Regions from separate parts of the Mus musculus genome. Here region 2 is linked to region 1. A link is a loop called in an ENCODE intact Hi-C map of the cell type or tissue named here. Cell type or tissue: heart. All regions are shown on one strand. Each heading gives the region's core, and the rest is flanking DNA. Links, peaks and the distances in the headings are about the cores only. Region 1 has its middle 10 kb from the start of Ube2s. Region 2 overlaps Gm36210 (predicted gene, 36210).

Region 1 (2,805 bases), core at 289-2,788:
CTTTAATCCCACCCAGCACTAGGGAGGCAGAGGCAGGCGGATTTCTGAGTTTGAGGCCAGCCTGGTCTACAAAGTGAGTTCCAGGACAGCCAGGGCTACACAGAGAAACCCTGTCTCAGAGGGGGAAAAAAAAAGCAAGCACGTGAAAGGACCCGTGATGAGGGATTCTTTGCTAATGACTCGCACGAATTGATACTCCTTACAATGCACAGTTGCGCTTCATTCATCAGGACTCCATAGAGAGAAATGCACCAAAAGTGGTGTGCTGTAGGCTCTTCTCCCTTCCGAGGACCAGGACCAATTGGCAGAGTGATGTCAGCTGAGACAGATGTATGTGCTGAGGCAAGACTCATGGAGGACACGTGATGTTTGGTGAGCTTATAACAAGGACTGGGTGGGCAGTGACGGAGGCAGAGCTGGCTTGCTTATAAAGTTAGCTGTGCGACGTTTGTGGGTCTTGAGCCTTTGCTGATCCTTCACTTCACTAAGAGAGGCGCAGCTGAGACCTTCTCCTGGAGTCCCTTCTGCTTCCTCCTGCTGCAGCTGAGGCCTGGCTGTCTCTAATTAAGAACTACCTCACAGATCTAGCTAGCCACAGGCCAGGCCAGTGGAGGCAAATTCACAACTGAGGTTTCCTCACCCTAAGTTGTCAAGATGACAACTGAAGCTAACTATGACCAAATGTTTGTGTGGACATGTGTGGCGATAGCCGATATTATATCTCTTGCCTGCAGGCCACGCTGCGGGAGAGGCAGCTCCCATGCATCTACTTGTGAACTCTGAGAAAGGTTTTGGGCCAGTGAAGTAGCTCAGCAAGTCAAGTCACTTTGCTGTCCAGCCTGATGACCAGAACGTGATCCCTGGGATCCGCATGGTGGAAGGACTGAGCCAACATTTGCAAACTGTCACACACACACACACACACACACACACGCACAGAGAGAGAGTTAATTACTAGATGTACAAAACTTAAGAAAGTTCTCTCCTAAGTGTTTGCCTCTGCAGAGTATTTGTTTGCAAAAGACCCTGGAAGAAGAGCTGGAGGGAGAAAGGTAGAGGCAGGGCTGGGCCTCACTGCACATGCCTAGAATTCCATCACTGGGGAGCAAAAGGGCAAGGCCAGTCAAGTGCAGCACATGCCTTTAATTTCAGCACTAATGAAGTGGAGATGAAAAGATCAGGGGTACAACAGTGGCCTCTGCTTCATGAGACCCTGCCTTAATAAAATATAATAAAGTCAGCTGAGAATATGGTACTATCAGAAAGGTGCTCAGGACCCAAGCTTGGTGACCCGAGTTGACTCTCCAACACCAGTACACAGAGCCAGGTGCAGGGAGACTGGAAAAATAGGAACAGGTGGATCCCAGGGGCATGCTGACTAGCTTAACCCCCAACCTCCAGTGGACAGCTCCTGAGGAAGCACACCGAGGGCTTGAGAGCTGGCTTCACACAGAAACACAGCCACCTTAAGAACCGTACGGATGATCAAAGCCAGCTTAGGCTACATAGTGTTACTATGCCACCAGGCCAGTTGTGGCTACATAGCAAGTCTCTGTCTTAAACCCTCCCCCACCCCACCCCCCAAAGAAGCAGATAGAAGTGAACAGAGACAAAGGAGAGGGAAGGAGGAAAAAAAGGAAAATGAACTCCTGGGTGAAGTAAGAAAGTGGCCGAGATGGCATGAAGGCAGTAACTATCTAGGCCTAGCTAGGGACTCTAAGGAGCTGGCTTGGATTCATATTTTTGTTATGCTAACCCACAGATTTATTCAACAAAATTGAGCGAACAGAACAAATAAGTCCCTGTTCTTGAGGAGTAAATGGCCCTCGGAAGTCCCTGAATTCTCCCACAAGCCTCTCTTGATTGGGCTCCCATTCCTGGCAGCCAAATGCACCCTGACAATGATGGTGATTGTGAGAGGAACAGATGAGAGGATCCAGAGAAGGGAGGAGAGGGCCAAGTGAACATCAGCCAGTCAGTCAAGTGCCATTTGCATCTTCACGCTTCCTTCCAGAATTTTCCTCATGCAAATACATTTTCCCCAGCAAAGCACTCTTCCTATATATAGGTCACTCTGTAACCTGCTTTTCCTCGTCTAAGAATACAAGAGTGTCCTGCAAACACATATTTAACTTAGACATACCCAACTCTCTGTGCTTGGTACAGAGTGAAAGAAAGAAGAATTGAACAGTGAAAGTCATCTGGAGGGAAATAATGGACATGGTCTTTTTGTTACCCATACACATGACAGGGAACACCTCAGGATGATGTTGTTAGGTAAGAAGCAGTAGGTGGGCCAGTGAGGCATTTCTGTGGACAGAGGCTCATGCCGACAAACCTGATAACCTGAGTTTGATCCCTGGAGCCTTCATGGTGAAATGAAGAAACTAACACCCAAAGGTTATAGTCAGACCTGTGCACATGCAGTGGCACACTACACACACACACACACACACACACACACACACAGTCACACACTATGATTACATTTAGAAAAACAGAAAGCGTGGAAATGTGAGCATGTCAACCTGGTATTTGGGAGGTGGGTGCCAGAGGGTCAGAAGTTCAAGGTCAGTCCCACAGCCAAGGCACATACCTTTAAAGCCAGCATTCATTCAGGAGGCAGAGCAAGAGGGACTTCAGGCCAGCCAAGAGTACATAACAAAACCCTAACAGTGCATAAAAGGTCAAGGTCGCCGGGCGGTGTGGTGCACGCCTTTAATCCCAGCACTTGGGAGGCAGAGGCAGGCGGATTTCTGAGTTCGAGGCCAGCCTGGTCTACAGAGTGAGTTCCAGGACAGCCAG
Region 2 (2,805 bases), core at 86-2,585, 78 kb before region 1:
ATGTTTTTGCCTGCCTGCCTGCCTGTATGCGGGTCTGTGCACCACATGGGTGCAGTGCCCCCAGAGACCAGAAGAGGGCGCCAGGTCCATTGGCACTGGAGCTACAGATGCTTGTAAACCTCCCAGTGCTTGCTGTGAATGGAATCTGGGCCCTCTACAAGAGCAGCCTGTGCTGTTAACCACTGAGCCATCTCTCCAGCCCCACCTCTGGCATTTTCACACACAGTTGGGATACGCTGTGTGCAGTCTGACGTTGATTGCTGTACCATCAGAGAGCTGAGTGCTGGCTGGATTTGGGTACTGTTAATCTGGATCATTACCTGCCTCAGTATTTTGTCAACATCCTTCTCTCCCTGGCCTGTTGATTGGTTTAGTAAAGTGCTGACGGCCAATAGCTGAAGCGGGGTGGGGGTGGGGTGGGGGGACGGGACGGGACGGGACTTCCAGGCAGAGAGAGTGGTCTCTGGGAGAAGACAAGAGATTTGCCAGCGGGTAATCGGATGACTGAGAGATTTAAAGAACTAGCCACGCGGGTGGTGGCTAAGATTCAATTAGATGAGCTAGCTGGGAGGTAGCCCAAGCTAAAGGCCTAAGTTCTTGTAGATATTAATAAGTGTCTGTGCCATTATTTAACCGCTGGCAGGTCCAGAAATTCTCGGATCAACCCAAGGTGGGTGGGATCAACCCAATCTACACACATAGATCCCACCCACCTTGTCTCCCCCCCCCGTCCCCCCCTTTCCCCCTTCGCTACCCTCACTTGCCTTCCGCCCATAGTCTTCCTCTTCCCCCGCTGCATCACAGGCGTTCTACTACCCCCTGCATCTGCGTCTTCCGCCCTTGGAGCTTCATTGCTCCCACCTTGTGCCTTTTCAAGTTTCCTGGTCTCGACCCACGCTCACTCCCACAGAAATATACATATATACAGATTAGCAGCTATGGGACAGCTAGATGGCTCAGCAAGTGAAGGGACTTGCAACCAAGCCTGACTTACTGAGTAAAATACCAGGAACAGGGCTGAAGAGATAGCTCAGTAGTTAAAAATAACTTGCTGCTCTTCCAACGAATCAGAGATCAGTTCTCAGCACACATGCCCGGTGGCTCACAACTGTCTATATCCCTCCTCTGGCCTCCACAGTCATCCAGATACACTCACACAAATACATAGACATTAAAAAAACAAAACAAAACAAAACAAAACAAAAAAAAACAAACCAGAAACTCACATAAAGCTGTCACGTGTGGTGTGGAGAGAGGGGGAGGGAGGAGGTAGAGGGAGCATACACACACACACACACACACACACACACACACAAAATAAGTAAATGTAAAAAAGTTAAGATAATAACAAAAATTAATTTTTAGAAATAAGAGAATTCGGAGAAACACAATTCAGCCCCAGCTGTTTGTGAAATCCATCCACGTGACCACTAGGGTGGCGGGAGTGCGAGGAGAGTATCGGAGCTTCTGGCAAGAGACAGGTGGGGGTGGGCAGAATTGAAGAAAGCTCGCTTATCAATATGGCGGTGCACCGCTGGCCCACGGCTCCCGTTTGCGATTATTGATTGGAAAGGCTCTCTTTCCCCGAGACATTAAATTTTCATATACTGGAATAGGGTTATGATAAATCTTCACTGTCAAGATGTGCCCAGGATTGGGCTAAAGGAACTTCCTTGTGCGGTGCACAACCCTACAGCAATCAGAACTTCCCAGGGAAGACTATTAACCTGTCAGACTCAAGGAAATGAAGGCGGGGGCCAGGAAAATAACGGGTAATGGGGGTTGGGGGAATGGGCCTGAAAAGAAGAGACTCATCTCCGGATGAAGCACAGGGTGGGGAAGGGAGAGCCGGGAGGGCGGCACTCAGAAGAGGGGTCTTTGTAGGCATACAACTGAAAACAACTGAATCTCTCCTCCTCTCCTCCCTCCCTCGCTCCCTCCCTATCTCCCTCGCTCCTCCCCTCCCTCTCCAGGGAGTTTGCCAAGATTGAAGCCGCCACCCAGCACCTGGCTCTGACCATCCTGTCTCAAAAAGCGCCTGCTCAGAGACCACCGTTCCGAAGGCCACCTCCGCCGCCTCCGTCCCCCTTCCTGGGGGTGGCGTGTGCAGAGGCCCCCATGGAAGCGCCCCACGGCAGCCCCAGCCTGAGCCCAGTTGCCCTAGACACCTCAACCCTTGATCTCTTTGATGACATTCTGCTCACTCCTACACCACGTCCCTTGGTGACTCCTGACAGCTTCTGCCAGACTCTCCCTGCTGGTAACCCCCAGGTGGCATCCGATGTCATCTCTCATGCTCTGGGCCCAGGAGACCAGGGACAGCCAACCCCAATACAGGCTCCAAGGTTCTCCAATCTTCTGCTCCCTCCCCAGAAAGCCCAAGGGGGCAGCTTGGAGCCTGCAGCTCTAGGCTGTGGTTGGGTAGACAGTTGGGAGGCACCTTATGCCTGTGATCCTCAGGGAGTCCTGGACAGCTGGGGAGCCCTTTGAAACCCAATCAACACAGGCCAAACCCATCTCAGGCCCAGCCAACCTCCCTGCTCCTGACAGATGTAAGAATATTGCGCAGTTGGTAGAGTGCCTGGCTAACACGCAAGAAGCCAGGATTCCATGCCCAGAACCCTATAAATGTGTAAAATAAACCAAGCCCAGGCTCCCACTGTGAACCACAATCCAGAGCTCTGCTCCCAGAACCAGGGCCATCGCTCTCCACTTTGAGACTAACCCCTGCATATCTCCTGCATATCACATAGGAACAGGATTGAGAACTCTGGGAGGATCTCTGGCCATTCATTTTCCCTTTTT

Evidence for each region. A loop is a pair of places that touch in the nucleus more often than their neighbours do. Peaks named below come from ENCODE experiments on the same cell type or tissue, not always from the same donor. Only the 100,000 strongest peaks of a DNase experiment are listed, where the experiment ranks them.
Region 2: it touches region 1 in a loop (2.2-fold over the local background); 2 of 42 quality-filtered maps call a loop at or near these places.

Annotation. Positions count from the first base shown.
Region 1 is chr7:4,820,956-4,823,760 of GRCm38, reverse strand. No RefSeq gene overlaps it. Among named protein-coding and RNA genes, the nearest start is that of Ube2s, 10 kb to the right of the region's middle. In heart, for the core only: no CTCF peak of the experiment used is centred there; no DNase peak of the experiment used is centred there; H3K27ac peaks cover 1,194 bases.
Region 2 is chr7:4,898,665-4,901,469 of GRCm38, reverse strand. Gm36210 (predicted gene, 36210) reads left to right here. Exons shown (of 2, transcript NM_001370858.1): 2 at 1,974-2,805. The coding sequence ends at 2,490. Among named protein-coding and RNA genes, the nearest start is that of Gm36210, 7.6 kb to the left of the region's middle. In heart, for the core only: a CTCF peak has its summit at 1,427; DNase peaks (open chromatin) are centred at 1,049, 1,469, 2,368 and 2,488; H3K4me3 peaks cover 2,292 bases; H3K27ac peaks cover 2,318 bases.